2 separate regions of the Mus musculus genome follow, and region 1 is linked to region 2. A link is a loop called in an ENCODE intact Hi-C map of the cell type or tissue named here. Cell type or tissue: heart. All regions are shown on one strand.

Region 1 (8,000 bases), 450 kb before region 2:
AAACCAACCAACCCCCGCCCCCCCCAAAAAACAACAAAAAAAAGATTTCTCTTTCATACTATGTTGCTGGAATTTTATAATAAAAAGACAAAGGCAACACAACACTAAGCAAAAGTGACAATTTGCAACCAAAATCTTTGTACTATCTAAAAAGCTGGGGTGGTAAGGCATGGAGGCCTGGCCTCTCACACATTCACACCCACATGCAGAAACATACCCATGCCAGTGCGCACACACGCGCATCAACAAGCATGTACCAAGTTCCTGGTAGCTGAGCAGCACACCCCTCACTGTGATCTTGTAAAATAGTTCTGAAGGTCACGGGGGTGGGGGTGGGGCAGGATCTTCTCTAATTCATACATTATCAATATTTTATTGTTACTAGTCATACAAAGCTGTTGTAGATTACAATTTTATGTTGTAGTACACCGATGTCTTCATATTTCCTCCCTCCCTGAGGTTGGCATGGCAAGTATCCTGTGCCCAGATCCTATGCCCAGAAGACAATTATTATTATTTGTCATATAGAAGATATGTACTTTAAATATAAACATCAATTATTTTTTTTAAATTCCTTTTAGATGTATTTTGTGTGTGTGTGTGTGTGTGTGTGTGTGCGCGCGCGCATGCGCGCACAGACACCTGTGATAGTGTGCATGTGGAGGTGAGGGGACAACTGTTAGGGCTCAGTTCTCTCTATAAAAGATCAAACTCAGGCTATCAACCTTGGCAGCAAGCACATTTACCTGCTGAGCCTCAGAATGACAATTATTTCTTAGTGCTCTGAGTCCCATATGTGTTTCAATTTATCTAAGTCTTCCCAGAACACTACACGCCAACAACATACTCTTATGCCTTACCTGATATCCTGGCATGAAGATTCTGCTTCATGGATAACCCCTCCGTCTCAGGAAGGGACTGCAGAATTGCCAAGGCTGACCTTCGAAGTGCACTGTCAAAAACTGTTAGTACTTCATTGGGGAACACGGTGAAATAGTCCCCAATTTCCATGTTGGTCTCGAAAAGGCTCATAGCATTAACCACAACCGGGTAGTGAGCATCTTCATCTCTTTCTTTCAGGATCAGAAGAATATCGTTCTTATGGTACTCTGAAACATAGGACTCAAACACCTGACCCACCAGGGTGACCTGCTCACTATTCATCTTGAAGGGTGGGTACTAAAAAGAAAGAAAAGACAGTATTATACCTTTGCTGTTCAAGCTTTGCACACAATTTACCAAAATCATCCTTTGCTTACAAACCATCCCAGCTTTAGGTCACACAGTACTCATAAAATATCTGAATTCAATATTACCTATAGATGAATTATCTATTGTAGTTATGTAAAATGTGCTTTAAAATTCAGTGAAGTTGCTAGGCCAAGGTGATGCACGCCTGCCAATTCCAGCACTCAGGAGGCAGAGGCAGGTGGAGCTTGCTGAGTTCTAGGCTACCCTGTTTCTACAAAGACAGTTCTAGGACAGCCAGGGCTATGCAGAGAAACCCTGTCTTGAAAAGTCAAAATCAGTGAAGTTGAGGCCACGGGGGAGGCTCAGTGTTGGCAGCACAAGCCTGACGACCCAAGTCCGGGTGCCTGGGACCAGCTGGACAGTAGCACATAGCACATATGCAATTCCACTGAGAGATGGGTGGTAGAGATGGGAATCGGACCCAGTAGCTCAAGCTGCCAACTATTCTAGACTATACAGTGCAGCTACAGAAACAAGAGAGCCCATGTCTCAAAGTGGCAGGTAAAAATCAATGCCCTAAAGTTTCTTCTGACATCCACACAGATGTTATAGTATACATGCATCCATATTCTCATTCTCTCTCTCTCTCTCTCTCTCTCTCTCTCTCTCTCACACACACACACACACACATCTATTTGTGTGAGCACAAATAAAATAAAAAGAAAAAAATCAAGAGGTTCTTCCTGATGCAACAGCCATCTTAATTCCAGAAAATGATAAATTTTAAAGAGGAGAGTTTCTGTTCTGTGTTCTCCAAGCCTTTTAGAAAACATAGAGGAGTTTTGTTGGCCATATACATGCAAATCTACAGGACAGGTTGTAGACATCAAAGGACTGGGTGCTGCTCCAAAGAATGTCCCGTAATCATCACAGATTGCAGGGAGACACAGGGAGAGATTGCAGTGTCAGCATGCTGATGGCATTGCTGTAAACGCACAGATTACAGGTAAGGTTCTTTCCAGGATTCATGGGCATTCTGAAGATCCCGAGCACTCGAAGAGCCAGGGGGCCATTGAGAGAGCCATTCAGGGTGAGCACCAGCCCATTGCAGGCACGCACGCAGAGAAGCATGCTGTGTGAGGTCTGGCAGGGAGCCTGTGCTGGTGGTCCCTGTTCCCTGGGAATTCATGACTTAATGTATACAAGCTTATTACAGACCCTGACTGTAAAAGTGTTTTCTTAAAAACAAACAGAAAAATAGTGAAGTTAATGTTAATTCGTGAAATTGGTTGCTAGTGCAACGTATTAAACAGCACAAAGTATTCCTCATGTTTTCCCCAATCTTTCTCCTTGCTAGCCCTTTATTAACATATTATAATTAATATGCAATCTGGAGGAAGTTCTGGGCCTCCCCTCCCTCATCCCTGCCTTTAGTGGATTTTTTTGAGGCCATCTCTGCTGGGCAGGCTAACTTAGAACTTATTATGTAGCCCAGGCTGGATTTGAGTTTGCAGTAATTCTCCTGCCTCTGTTTTCCAAGTGCTGGGATTACAGTCATGTATCATCACACACACACACACACACACACACACACACACACACACACACACACAGCTTCATAAACAAAGCATACCGTTAATCAGATTGATAGTTCTAACATGACTAGTGACTTGATTTAGGATTATACACTGTAGTAAGTTTGTTTCCTGCTTTCTCTTGTTAGCATAGGGGAATGACGGGCTTCAACAAGAGCAGTTGTTACAGGTGGAGAAAAGCTAGGCAAAAAAAGATGGGAGCATTACGTTTCGGACAATAAGACTGCAAAGAAATATTATATATACTCTACTTCACCTATTTGACTCTCTGAGCAAGTCTTTCTTTCTCAAATGTGTATTTACAAACATAGGGAGCCTATCTCATGTTCATATGTACTGTCATATCACAAATCCTACACCTGATTCTATATGCACTTCCTAATGTCTACCATGCACAAGCCAGTATCCTCACAAATGAAAGAAAAAGCACAGTAAAAGGTACCAGGCCCTCGGAGACCCAAGTGACGATCTAAAGCAAACCATTCCAGAAGGACTAAGAAGGTAACGTGAGTAAGAGTGAGAAGGTGGTTCTGGACAGACAGCACAGGCTGAGAGCACGTGCTGCTCTTCTAGGGGACCTGGATTTGGATCCCATCACCATGATAGGAAGGGCTCACAGTTGCACGTAACTCTAGTTCCAGGGGATCTGATGCCCCTGGACTCTGATGGCAACACATGTGCTGCACAGAACATTCAGGTGCACGTGTGCACGTGCGCGCGCACACACACACACACACACACGTGTGCGCGCGCGCACACACACACACACACACACACACACACAGAGATTGATTGATTGATTTTCAATTTAAATGAGCTGACAAGTACCAGAGAAGAAACCATGAACTGCCCTGGAGATTCCATACTAGCTCTAAGCACCTTAGCAAAGGTGTGGTTTATATTGGACTTATTTTATTTATGTAACATATATCATCCTCTATAAATACTATGACTAAAGAAGACTAGATATAGTTCAGTTAAAGTTCAGTTTGGCATCCCTGAGGTGGATCACACTGGCTACTGATTCTGCCCTCTCTGAACACCTGCTCAGCTGGGAGGTATAAAGTATAAAGTTGCATCACACTTAAGCCAAGAACACTGACAAGTACAGGAGGCTGGTATGAGATTAAGAGAGTATTTTTCAGAGAATCAGTCAAAGTAAGCCAACACTAAAATACTAAGCGACTTGGTTTTGGTTAGGTAATAGCATAATCAATCAGCCAAGAGTAAAAAAAGAGATTATTTGGGAAAGGGATCATAGTATTTCATGATGTGGATCTTAGCTGGGAAAAAAAAATCACAGCACTACCCTCAAGAGTGACCAAAGGAATATCTTTACGATTTTACAAATACAAAGTGAATGTAGAGCAGAAATCCGAAACAACAATTAACAACATACCCAACTCCAACAGCGCAGAAAGAGGGCGGGCAAAGAATTTTAAGTTCCTAACAGGGGCAGGTTAAATGTTTGCCTAGTTAAACCGGTAAATTACAGTGTTAAACAGACCGATATTTTTTAAACACAGCTTTCTTCTTCTTTTTTTTTTTTTCCAACATCCGTGCAATTAGACAAGTTTATCAACCTATAAACTCAGGCATCCCGTTACAAACTTAAGCCATTTACTGTCTAGGGGAGGGGGGACGATGGTTGTACAACTATCAAATTCTCTCTCCTCTTGCCTCTGGCATCCAAACAAATAAAATGGCTTTGCTTTATTTCATACTATCCACTGCAAGGTGGCGCCAAAAAGAGCAGTTTGGGGATAGAGCCTTGTCCCTCACCTAGGCTCGCGTAGCCCCGCCCCTCGGGAGCTGTGGCCACGCCCCGCGCGTCTCAATCCCGCGTTGCGCGCCATTCGCGGGTGCGCGCTCATTGCGCGCCTCCAGGCCGCCTGGCGAGCGAGAGCCTAGCGGAGGGATGCTTTGGAAAGCATTTGGAAATTCGCTTCTAATCCACAGGTGGTTGGCTGTGGCCTCCCAGCCCTGCGGGGAGTTTAGAAATTAAAGGATGCGGACGAGACCTGACGCTAACCACGGGAGGGAAACGATCCCCCGGGACCTCACGCTGCGGTGGTCACTTACGGGCTCAACACGCACTGTCTTGGTCGCCGGGACCGCGCTGCGGCCGTGGTCGCCCCAGCCCGACCCGCGCGGCGTTGGAGGGGGCGGGGCGTGCGCGCGGCCGCTCGAGGGGGCCGCCTTGCGCGGGGGCGCGCAGGCTTCTTCGCGCTGCTCTCGCTCGGCCTCTGAAGGACTTGAGCTTCCCGCGGACCCCGAGCCGCGCACTGCCTCAACTTTCCGGCCGCTGGGGCTTCTTCCGGGTGCGGACGCAGGCGGGCGCGCGCCAGGACGGACGCTGGAGTCTGCGAGCGGGAGGCGGGAGCAGGGAGAGAGGCGGGACTCGGGGAGCTGGAGGCGGGGTTTGGGCCGGACAAGACGTCTGAGGGGCGGGTCTCGGAGGCATGGGGCGGGGTTTGAGCGGGACACCGGCTTCGAGGGCGGGTTTAGGGTGAAGTGGATAATTCAGGCTGGCAGGAATTCCGCGGATTGGTGATGGGCGAACGCGGGGTGGAGACTAGGGCGGAGAGAAGGGGAACCCTGGTGACGTATTAGGGCGGGATGTGGGCGATCTGGGACTCGACTTTGGTTTGCACCTTCAGATATCTTAGAACACAAGTGATTTTGTTGTTTTTTTTTTGTTTTTGTTTTTTTTTTTTTTTTGGGTTGGCGATGTATTTAAGGAATCTGCCTACTTCCACGTCACAATATTTTCCATTTCGTGTAGTTCTCTGATCCATTTCGAGCTAAATTTTATAAGTGGTGTTACGGTTTTGTGAAGTCACTTCTACTTTAAATCCTCTGACTGCACATCTACCTATCAGCAATTTTTATTAAATCAAATCAGGCAGCTGAGGGCAAAATTGGATATAAAAAATTCATTATCTGGCCGGGCGTGGTGGTGCACGCCTTTAATCCCAGCACTTGGGAGGCAGAGGCAGGCAGATTTCTGAGTTCGAGGCCAGCCTGGTCTACAGAGTGAGTTCCAGGACAGCCAGGGCTACACAGAGAAACCCTGTCTCGAAAAAACAAAAACAAAAAAGAAATTCATTATCTTGACCCCAACTCAGCTTCAGCAAGAGAGTCATGTCAGCACGTGCTGCCACCGTTCATGTTCCCTGATCTCAAAATGTCCCTAGCTCAACTAATAAGTGTTTTTCTGAACTTCAAATTGTTCCTGAAGACTTTCTACATTAGAGCCTAAGGGTGTTACTTCCTAGGGCCAGGCCCTCTTTTTACATCAGTTAAGGATACAATGTCTCAAAGACATTCCTACTGGTCAATCTGATACAGGCAGTTCCTTAATTCAGACTCCCTTCTCAGCTAGGCATGGTGGCAAAGGCCTTTAATTCTGGCAGGTTGATCTCAGTGAGTTTAAGGCCAGCCTGATCTACAAAGTGAGTTCCAGGACAGCCAGATACATTTCAACAAAACAAAACAAACAAGCAAAAAAAAAAAAAATCTCTTTTCTGAGGTAATTCTTGGTTAAGGCAAGTTGACATTTGAAATTAAGCAGTACACCTGTATGATACATTGGTTCAATCTTAATGATTTTATGTCCCTATAAAAACTTCACACATTGGAGCACTATTAGTACATTGGACCACGGAAGGGGAGAAACTGGACCATAGCCACTCATAGTTTGTTCCAGGATAAACTGTTCTCTCCTTTTGAGGTAAGGGTTGCGTTTTTGACTCTACAATGAGTAGAAGTATTAAATTTTTTTTGAGACACAGTCTTGTTAGGTAGCTCACAATAGCCTCCAGTCTGCGGTCCTTCTGCTTCTTAAGATTATGGGTGTGAACCACCATAAATGGCTAATAGAGCACTCTTAAGTCTTGTAGTATAGCCTTTACACAGGTGTATACACACACACACACACACACACACACACGAGAGAGAGAGAGAGAGAGAGAGAGAGAGAGAGAGAGAGAGGGAGAGAGAGAGAGAGAGCTATTAGCTTGCAGAAGACCATGGCCTATAGTGAGCCGGGCAATAAAACTGATAGCCAGGTCTATGGTAATGACAACTGAGTTGTGAACATTCCATCTTGGAGAGAAGAGGGGTTTTAGGACCCACAGAAGACCTTTACTTCTCATCCCAGTCACCACTCTCTCCTATCCATCCTCATAAAAGTAGGTAAGAGGTTTTAAAAATGACTTGGAGTGATACATTTTTAAAAAGTATAGAATTTTATTTATTTATTTATTTATTTATTTATTTATTTATTTATTTATTTATTTATTGTGGTGGATCCTGGGATTCAAACTTAGGCAAGTCAGAGAACAACCTGTAAGGAGTCATAGGCTTGAACTCAGGTTCACCAAGTACTCTTGACACTGAGCCATACCCCATGGCTTTTGCATGGGACTTTCTGTGGTACAAGCTTCGCCTGCATTACCCACCTCATGTGATCAACTCCAAATAAACACATTTGGGAAGCTAGACTTGGTAGAATCTTTGGTCTATTGGTCCCTTCCCTTTTGGGATGAAGAGACTTATTTTTTATTTTATTTTATTTTTTATGTCTCTAAGTGAGTCCCAAGACAAGCCCATTTTGATAGCTACCCTGACCTGAATCTCGTGCATGGCACTGCAGCCATCAGATGAGCCACATTCATCTATTTGGTGACAGAGTTCACAGAAACTACTTATTAGCAGGCAAAAGTGACTTAACATAACTAACTTTTTTGGAGACGTCTACTGATCTTAGAGTCACTACAAAGTATTTGGCTAAGGTGGACTAAAGCTTAAGTGAAATGTGGGGCAGGAGAAAGGGCTTGGGTTAAAGCACTTGCTGCACAAATGTAAGGTCTGGAAGAGTTGGGGTCTTAGGAACTCACATAATTGCTTGGAGGGCAGGGTTGTCCACCTGCAATTTCAATCCTGGAAGGTGGAGGAAGGAGATCAGCTAATAAGACTCATCACCTCAGTGAACTCTAGGTTTCTGTAAAATAAATTCTGTAAAAGGGGGATGCATGATGATTCCTGACGTCAACTTTAGGCCTCTTCATGTATGTGCATATACGTGCACTCAAAATACATGCACATAGACATAGGCACTCATAAAAAGTGGATAAAACCCCCCAAATATGACATCTTATATGTCAACAGAAACCATGCTACTATGAAAACTGGCAAGCAGGCGTTTGTGTG
Region 2 (8,000 bases):
AGCAGAAATGTGTCCCATTCTCTCAGAAGGGTAGGACTGTTGGCATTTCACAGAGGAAAAGCTGTCAGAGAAAGCAACCCAGGATAGCAGAAGCCGTCCCTCTACTGTGTCTCTGCAAAGCAGAAAGCATGCTGGATGATCAAACAGAGCCATGAGCCTGGAGGGTTAAAGGCTCATCTCAGAGGAGACTGAGAGGAACCCATGTCCACTTGAACTTGCTCAGTGACACCTTACCTGATCTCATCTGGTCTCACTCACCTCCTATGGCAACCAACCTGCCTCTACCCCTCTATCCCGTAGCCACTTTCAGTCTCTGCAGCCTCCACGTTCTGTTTACTCCCTTACAATGCTATCACGACCGTTTCCTGATAATGGATCCCATAGCAAAACAATGTCTTCACAAAAATACTACATCCATTGATAATGTAGAGGATGGACCCAGAGTTGGGATGCTATGCTTTTCCATAGTTCCTCGGGACTGGATTCCCAGGAAAACACAGAGAAAGCAGCCTGGAAGGACACATGTCCCCAGAGTCTGGTAACTGGGAAGCTGCAGCTCCTTCGTTCAGGTCTCAATTTGGTCATCAATGGCTTCTTGAGCTGTCATTCCTCAGTTTCACCTTTGAAATGACAGACTGAAAGGATTTTCTAGGGTTCCTTCGCCTTTAAGCTTGCAGAAACCAATCACATGTTGCGAGTAAAAATAACCAGAAAGAAATTACACAGGATTTACCAAAGTCCATGTTTGCTCTAGATTAACTTTGTCACTGAGCTGCTGTGGCAGGCTGACCTGTTGCATCACAGAGAACACCCCCTTCTTTCTGACAATGTTCTAGAAACACAGAAAACAGTAGATCTGTGTGTGTGTGTGTGTGTGTGTGTGTGTGTGTGTGTGTCTGCGTGTGCGTGTGTGCGTGTGATGTTTTAAATCAGTAAAAGACAGTATGTGGCCCATGACGCAAGGTCTCAGGTTTCAAGTTTACAGCCTGTTACACACACACACACCTGGCAGGGAGGGCCACATGACTGAACAAGGGGCGTGCGTTGGCTCACTGTTATAACCTGTGTCTCATGTGTGATTGATGCCCTGTGTTTACAGTCAGCTTCAATTTCAAACCACCTGCAAGCCTCTCTAAAGGGGACAGCTGCTCAGTACCTGCACAATGACTGCAGGGTAGACTAACTGCAGCCAGCAAGGAGGAGGCAGCTATCTCCTGTGCCCAGTGTATTCACTCACCCCTGCCTCTTATAGCTTAAGCTCACCAAAGCATGCAAGTTCAATGGGATTCAGCCCCAGATCCTCACTGGTCACTTATCCTGAGGTAGTAAAAGGAAAAACGTGTAGCCTTTGGCACGGTGGTGGAAGCGATGACTTCCCTCGCCTTTGCATGATAAAGGTGAAGTCCTAAGTTCCAATCGTTTATCAAACCTCCCAGAAAACAGCAGCGTGAGTGGGATTTCAGGCAGGCTTTACTCACCTCTTTGATCTTTGCCCTCTTCTCACGGATGGTGGCGTCAGCGGGCTCCCGGTTCTCTACCCCGACGGGGGGCAGGAAGTCCACCTTGGGCAAGCCCCTAAACAGATCCTTGTCACGCAGCTGGTCCTGGGCCACCTTTTCCTTCTCCAGCAGAATGTCTCTTTGGATCTCCTCCGGCAGCTTCTGCAGGGTCTCCTTGGCTTCCCTGAGAGCCCGCTCGTGGTTTTCGCGGATCCTGGCTAAGTTGTCTTCCAGTCCAGCTCCAGGGTCCCCAGGCGCGCCTTCCTCGCGGTGCCGGACTCTCCCCTCGGCGGCATCCTCCGCACGCGCCCCGAGCCCGGGCTTGTGCTCCGCCGGCGGCTGCAAGGCAGGGTTGGAGTGGAACAGGACCCCGCTGAGCAGCTTGGAGGAGTCAGGCAGGAAGAAGATTGCCCCGAAGCAGAGCGTGATGAAGGCGCTGAACACCAGCAGCAGCACGAACTTCTCGGTGAGGCGGAAGGCAGCGGGGCCAGACCCCTTCCTCCCGCCGCCAAGCCCCCCGCCCAGGCCACTGCCCAGGCCGCCGCCCCCAGGGCTACTGAAGAGCGGCAACAGGCCCCCCACGGGCATCGCTCCGGAGGTTGTAGCCGCCGGCTGACAGTCTGTCCAGGGGCCCGGCGCCGAGCCGCTCAGCAGCCAAACTTCGCTGCCGCCGGCTGTCAGCGGCTGCGGGGCCGGCTCTTGCGCATCCAGGCCGCCCAGAGCGCGTGTCTGGGCTGCGGGTCTCCCCGCTTGAAGCGGCTCCCCTCCGGCGATCCTCGCCGGGGCGGCTCCTTTGGCAAACAGGCACGCGCGGCAAACCGCTGGCTGCAGCCCCTGTTGGGGGGAGAGGAGACAGTAAAAGCGCAGTGGTTAGGAAGGTGCTGAGAAAGTTTCCAGTGGGGTCTCCGCCCTCCCCTGGACCCGGGATCCGCAGGACCGTATCCCGGCAGGCAACCCCGGGGTCCAGCCGCGGGCACCACCCTCAGAGCCCACTTTGGACTTGGGGTGAAGTTTTCCAGCCGCGGAGGCAGGGTGTCCCGCGACATCTGGGTCAGCACAGCGGGCACCTCGGTGGCAAGGGCGGCGCACCTCTGGGCAGCAAGGGCGCCGCGTGCGTAGGGGGTTCGTCAACTTCTCCAGCTGCCCATCTCCGAGCGCTTCCCGGCGGGTGGTAGCACGCGTACAGCCGGGTGGCTCTGAGGCCCCGGGACACGGCTCAGGTGAGCGAGCGCACCGACCTGCCGGCGTGAGCCAGCGAACCAGGCACCGTACTGCCCTCCGTCGCGGCCCCGCCGTGCACTAATAGCACTGCCGGTCTCCCGAGCGGTCGGAAACGAGGGCGGTGACGCGTCCGGAGAGTGACAGCGCGTCCGGGCCAATCTTACGCCTCCCAGGGTCCCGCGGGGGTGGAGCCGAGGCGGGGAGGGGGCCGCACGGGGCGGGGAGTTTACGGGAAGCGCTGCCTCTCCGGGACCCGGCAGAGGCGGGGAGGTCGCGGCTCCCCTGGGCTCCCGAGGACTGGAACTGCGCCCGGGAGCCGTGTTAAGACTCGCCCGGAGGACCAGAGCCGGAGTTGGTCCGAGCTTATTCCGCCCAAAACCTATTCAAGCCGAAGCCCCAAAGGTAGTGGATCCCCGAGTGACCACTACTAATATGGTAGCGACAGCTTGCCCCAGTACTCGAAATTGGCGATCCCGAAGAGCATGCAGGGGATTGCGGGGGCAAGCCGTGGTTTTGAAGTGGTTTTGAAGGCTTTTCTCCAGCCACCCCTTATTACCCAAGACAGGGATTCCCCGGTGCCCAATAACTCTCAAATCCAAAGTCTCCAGGCTCCTCCACAAAGCTTTTGAGCTCTCTACTCTACCTCGTTAAGAGCCTTTTACATCCTAGGCGACTTGGGGTTTGGGGACTGCTTGGGGCTCTAAGTATACACCCTCTTCCCCTTACAATAAACAACAACAACAACAAAAGTTGTATGACTCCCCCACACTCCCCCACACCCCCCCCACTTTCGAAATTCATTTACCTCATCGCAGTTGGTCAAATTTTCCATTCAAAGAAGACAGTTTTATGCTGCCAGAGCTCCAAGCAATAAATTGAACCCTGTTGAAATTAAGTCTTGGATGCGACAACTCCCAGCGAAGGCAAGACTTGGTCCAACAGAGATTGTTTTCAACACAGCCTTGCAGTATTCAGTCTCATGGAATGTCATGGAAACTGGCTCCACCTCCCATGACATCCATTGGAATGCCCTGCTGATATTGCATAGATCTACATTTTGACCTGGCTGGGAACCCCCTGCCTCAGGGTGAAGAGACAAGAAAACATTTCCCAAACTGTGTTATGAATCCCCTGTTGCTCCACAAAGAAACAGTTACCAGAGGGAAATTTGACTGACTTCCCACTCCTGAAAGCTGGTTTGTAGCAGCTCTGTTTACCCTCAACCTTCTCCGGAAACATGATTTTAAAGTGTGCCCTTTACTTGTCTTAAACCAGAGGAAAACAGCTGGCAACTTCCAGGAGAGTGCCCACAGCACAGTTGTTTCCAGGTGTTGTGCTGTGTGCATAAAGTAAAAAAGCCAAGGCAGAAATCCTAAGGTCGTTTTCGTTTAAATGTTAATTATCATTTTTAGCCATCACTGTTTGTTGTGTATTGGGTTTGTGCAAAATGAGCCAGTAACATAGTCAGAAGTTCTGGTTAATAAGAAATTATGGCTTGATAAATGTGACTTCATAGCTTGATTATTTTGATACTTGCTATGAAATTCTATGCCCAGAAGAGTGCAGCATATCCAAGCAGGGTAATAGATTTAGCTCTAAAAATGAAAGCAATAATGTTTTCTTTTAATGACGAAAAGGTAAATTTCTTTCAAAGTACATTTGTAGGTTGTGCTTAGGTTGAAAACCTAATGACTGAAATAATAGTGTTTATCTCAATGAGACCCTTGAAACAGCTACCTCACAGAAAGGAAGACAGATCCCTAGAAACAGGGGCTAACTCCTGAGGAAGCCAGTTGCTTTCTTTCTGGTCATTTGGTGATGGTAATTGTGCTGCCATTATTTTTCCAACTATGTTTTAAAAATGGGATTAATTTTAAAGAGACAGGAATACCTATGAACTTTGATTTAATTTGGTATATGTATTCCAGAAAGTAATAAAATCAACCTTTAAGTACATATACAAGGATATGACAGAGAAGTCTTAACTAATTCTGTTTCTAAACTCCTTAATCTTGACTCCAAATCAATCTGGGAATTTAGGATACTTCCTATAGTGGATGCATTAAAAATTTAGCACATCGAAATTTAAATTTTATTTATATATATTATTTCTAAACTTTTAAGGGGACTGTTCTTTTTATTTTGGTTCACTTTTGTGACACTTACTTTAAGATTCCCCCATCCCACCCCACCCCCAGTTTATCATTAGATGTAGGTTTATTGTAATTAAAGTTTGGTTTTGATAATCTACTTAACAAAGAGTTAGCCTGTGTGATGGAATATAAGTCCACATTCAAGGATGCCCATCTGTGTGAAGCAGGTTGAGAACGTGTTGAGAAATGCCCATACTCGGGCTACAGAAGGTTTGAAACAGACTCACAGTGGAGTTATTTTAAGGCATATGCTAATGAAATCTGCCTTGCAAATCTCTTTATATAGCCACCCAAGGCCCCATGTATGTATGGAAAGCAGGGAGGACAGACAGCAGGTAAGAATGAGCATGCTATAGCGGGCTGCCACGGTGTCTTGATCTCAGTGCTTAGAGCTCTTTATCTTCTCTCTCAGAAAAACATGGAGATGGGAAATGAATGAGACTACTTCCAGTTTCTCAAGCCATGAATCTTTATTCTGTCTCTTGAGTGAAGACTGCAGCTTACCTACCTGAAGGAATGCCTTGATCTTTGTGAACCCAGCGGTTTTGACAGGACTACTGTTTACTCATTGTGAATGGGCTAGCATAAACTTGGTCTGTCTGTCTGTCTATCTGTCTGTCTGTCTCTCTCTCTCTCTCTCTCTCTCTCTCTCAGCTAGTCCTTCTGATGTAAAGCTCTCTTGTCCTGTTTGCCACTTACCTATAAGTGAATTCTCACTTTATCTCTCTTTCAGTACTTTTATCTCAGTGTCTTTCTTTAACAATTTGTAGATACTTATGTTTTGAAATTTTAAGAATAGTCAAAGCATTCTCTGGTTAATATGGCTACTTGAATTTCAGAGTTGTTTTTTTTTTTTCCAAAAATAAATGAACGAAAGGTAGATTTAGCATTTATAGTACCATAATTGTAAGCACAACTCAAGGAAAACTGGCAATATTTTAGCAAGTTAATAGTGTTGTAAAAAGCAGTGCATGGAGGGTGGTGAGATGACTCAGTGGTTAAGAGCACTGACTGCTCTTCTGGAGGTCCTGAGTTCAAATCGGAGCAACCACATGGTGGCTCAAAACCTACTATAATGAAATCTGAAGACAACTACAGCGTACTTACATATAATAAATAAAATCTTTAAAAAAGAAAAAAAAAGGCAGGGCAGTGGTGGCACACACCTTTAATCCCAGCACTCAGGAGGCAGAGGCAGGCAGATTTCTGAGTTCAAGGCCAGCCTGGTCTACAAAATGAGTTCCAGGATAGCCAGGGCTATACAGAGAAACCCTGTCTCAAAAAACCAAATCAAACCAAACCAAACCAAACCAAACCAAGCCAAACCAAGCCAAACCAAACCAAACAAACCAAACAAACCAACCAAACAAACAAACAAAAAAAGCAGTGCATTTTTAAAAATGAAAGCACTAAAAGCTTTCTTGGGTATTTTCTTCAATCCTCAAGTGATAATTCTATGAAAGATTTTTTTAAAGATACTAATTTTTTTTGGATTCAAAACTAAAATATATCTCAATGAATAAGTAGATTTGATATAGATAACAAGTACTGAATATTTTTAACAAGTTACATCCCTGATTCATAGAGTTTCTAATTTACTTCAAATCCAGGTCAGAATGGCTCTTGAGTTTTCATTTTAAAAGTAAAATGTAATCTGAAGAAAATAGTTTATTGTGAATGTCAATCTTGACATTTCAATACTTCAATGGACAATCCTGAATTTTATATTAACTTTCACAAAACAATTAATTAAAGACTTAAAGGGAACTATCAGTAATATTGGTACTTAAATTGGAGGGCATAGTCTATTTATAATGCCGAGTTTTTGTTTTTTCTTCCCCTATATTTACCTTGGATGGCTAAAGTAGTAGAATACTGTTATAGAAATCCCGTTACCCTTACAAATAAGAAAGGAAGGAGTAGCTAGCTATACAGGGTTGAATCCTTATGCCCACCTTGACTCTGCGGGACCAAGTTAAGACATCTATTTTTGTTTTAGCAGTTACTTAGAGATATCAGAATCCCCAATTTTAAAACATCCTATAGCAGAAATATTTGTCAACTGGCTTTGAGGAACTTCCCATGGAATTCTCTGTAGAAAGGAAGTTGTAAATAGTGCTTTGGCTTGCCAGTATCCTCTATGAAAGTGTGGGGCTCTACAGAAGTCTACAAAAGTGTTGGAGGAAGATACTATTACAATGCCAGTAGTCAATGTAGCATTATAAGTTTTCATTCAGTTTGAACATTGGAGCTTGAAGCCAAAGTGCCTTTAAAGAAGAAAAGTGATGATAGTCTCAGAGAAAGTTCTCAAGTTTCAGGATGAGAATGGTGTATGGAAGTTCTCAGATGTAGTTTCCATGAGATTAACCAAGAGCCTGAATAAAATAAGCCTGTAGAGTACCTGGGCAAGGGATTGAACAAGAAATTTATTATTGAAGACATTGTATACCCTTGGTTTTGTGACCATGGCACATGAGTTGCCTGTGTTCTGTAGCTCTTGTACTATATCTGCAGCATTGTTGTGGATTTCAAGCAAAATGTTTGAAGTGATGTCTGGCATAGTAGGCACTGAAGAAGTTTAAATAAATTTCTCCCTTTCCCTTGTAAGAGAATTAAATGCTAGGCCTGGAAAAAGACAGGAATCTGTCAGATTCTCAAAAGAATGATCCTAAAGGAGGGAGAAGGAAAGACATTACGGATGTGTCCTATAATACATATCCTGAAATAACTTCCACCCCAGGAAGGGATACATTGGCACCTCCATCCAGCCGTGCCCCGGAGAGGGCTATGTGGCATCCCTTCTCTCTTTGTATAGGCAGGATCAATACTAAGGCACCCCAAACCTTGAGAAAGTGTGAGTGATAGCAAAGTCTCAAAATGAGCAAAATGACATTCATGACAGTGCTTGAAGAATCTGAAGCCATGGGTTCTGGGCAGAAAAATCTTCATAGGGGATGTTAACAGTAGCCATTAAGGACGTGAGAAGATACATTTATGGCTTGAGAAGATACTATTTCAACAGAGTGAAACAAAGAGCAAATCTCTCTCCAAGAATAGGGAAAGATCATTTTTCCTTTCTTAGTTTTGAATACATTATAAATATTTTAAAATAGTTTTTCTTGAAAAA

What was found. A loop is a pair of places that touch in the nucleus more often than their neighbours do. Peaks named below come from ENCODE experiments on the same cell type or tissue, not always from the same donor. Only the 100,000 strongest peaks of a DNase experiment are listed, where the experiment ranks them.
Region 1: it touches region 2 in a loop (2.5-fold over the local background); 5 of 42 quality-filtered maps call a loop at or near these places.

What each region holds. Positions count from the first base shown.
Region 1 is chr10:53,624,856-53,632,855 of GRCm38, forward strand. It overlaps Mcm9 (minichromosome maintenance 9 homologous recombination repair factor), which reads right to left and starts at 5,102. Exons shown (of 13, transcript NM_027830.3): 1 at 4,869-5,102; 2 at 861-1,179. The coding sequence starts at 1,164. In heart, a CTCF peak has its summit at 4,539; DNase peaks (open chromatin) are centred at 4,626 and 5,286; H3K4me3 peaks cover 1,938 bases; H3K27ac peaks cover 1,074 bases.
Region 2 is chr10:54,072,938-54,080,937 of GRCm38, forward strand. It overlaps Man1a (mannosidase 1, alpha), which reads right to left and starts at 2,800. Exons shown (of 13, transcript NM_008548.5): 1 at 2,589-2,800; 2 at 1,479-2,333. The coding sequence starts at 2,087. Gm16998 (predicted gene, 16998) reads left to right here and starts at 2,985. Exons shown (of 3, transcript NR_038016.1): 1 at 2,985-3,916; 2 at 5,286-5,466. In heart, CTCF peaks have their summits at 2,915 and 4,281; DNase peaks (open chromatin) are centred at 1,724, 2,004, 2,874, 3,724 and 1 weaker place; H3K4me3 peaks cover 4,036 bases; H3K27ac peaks cover 3,314 bases.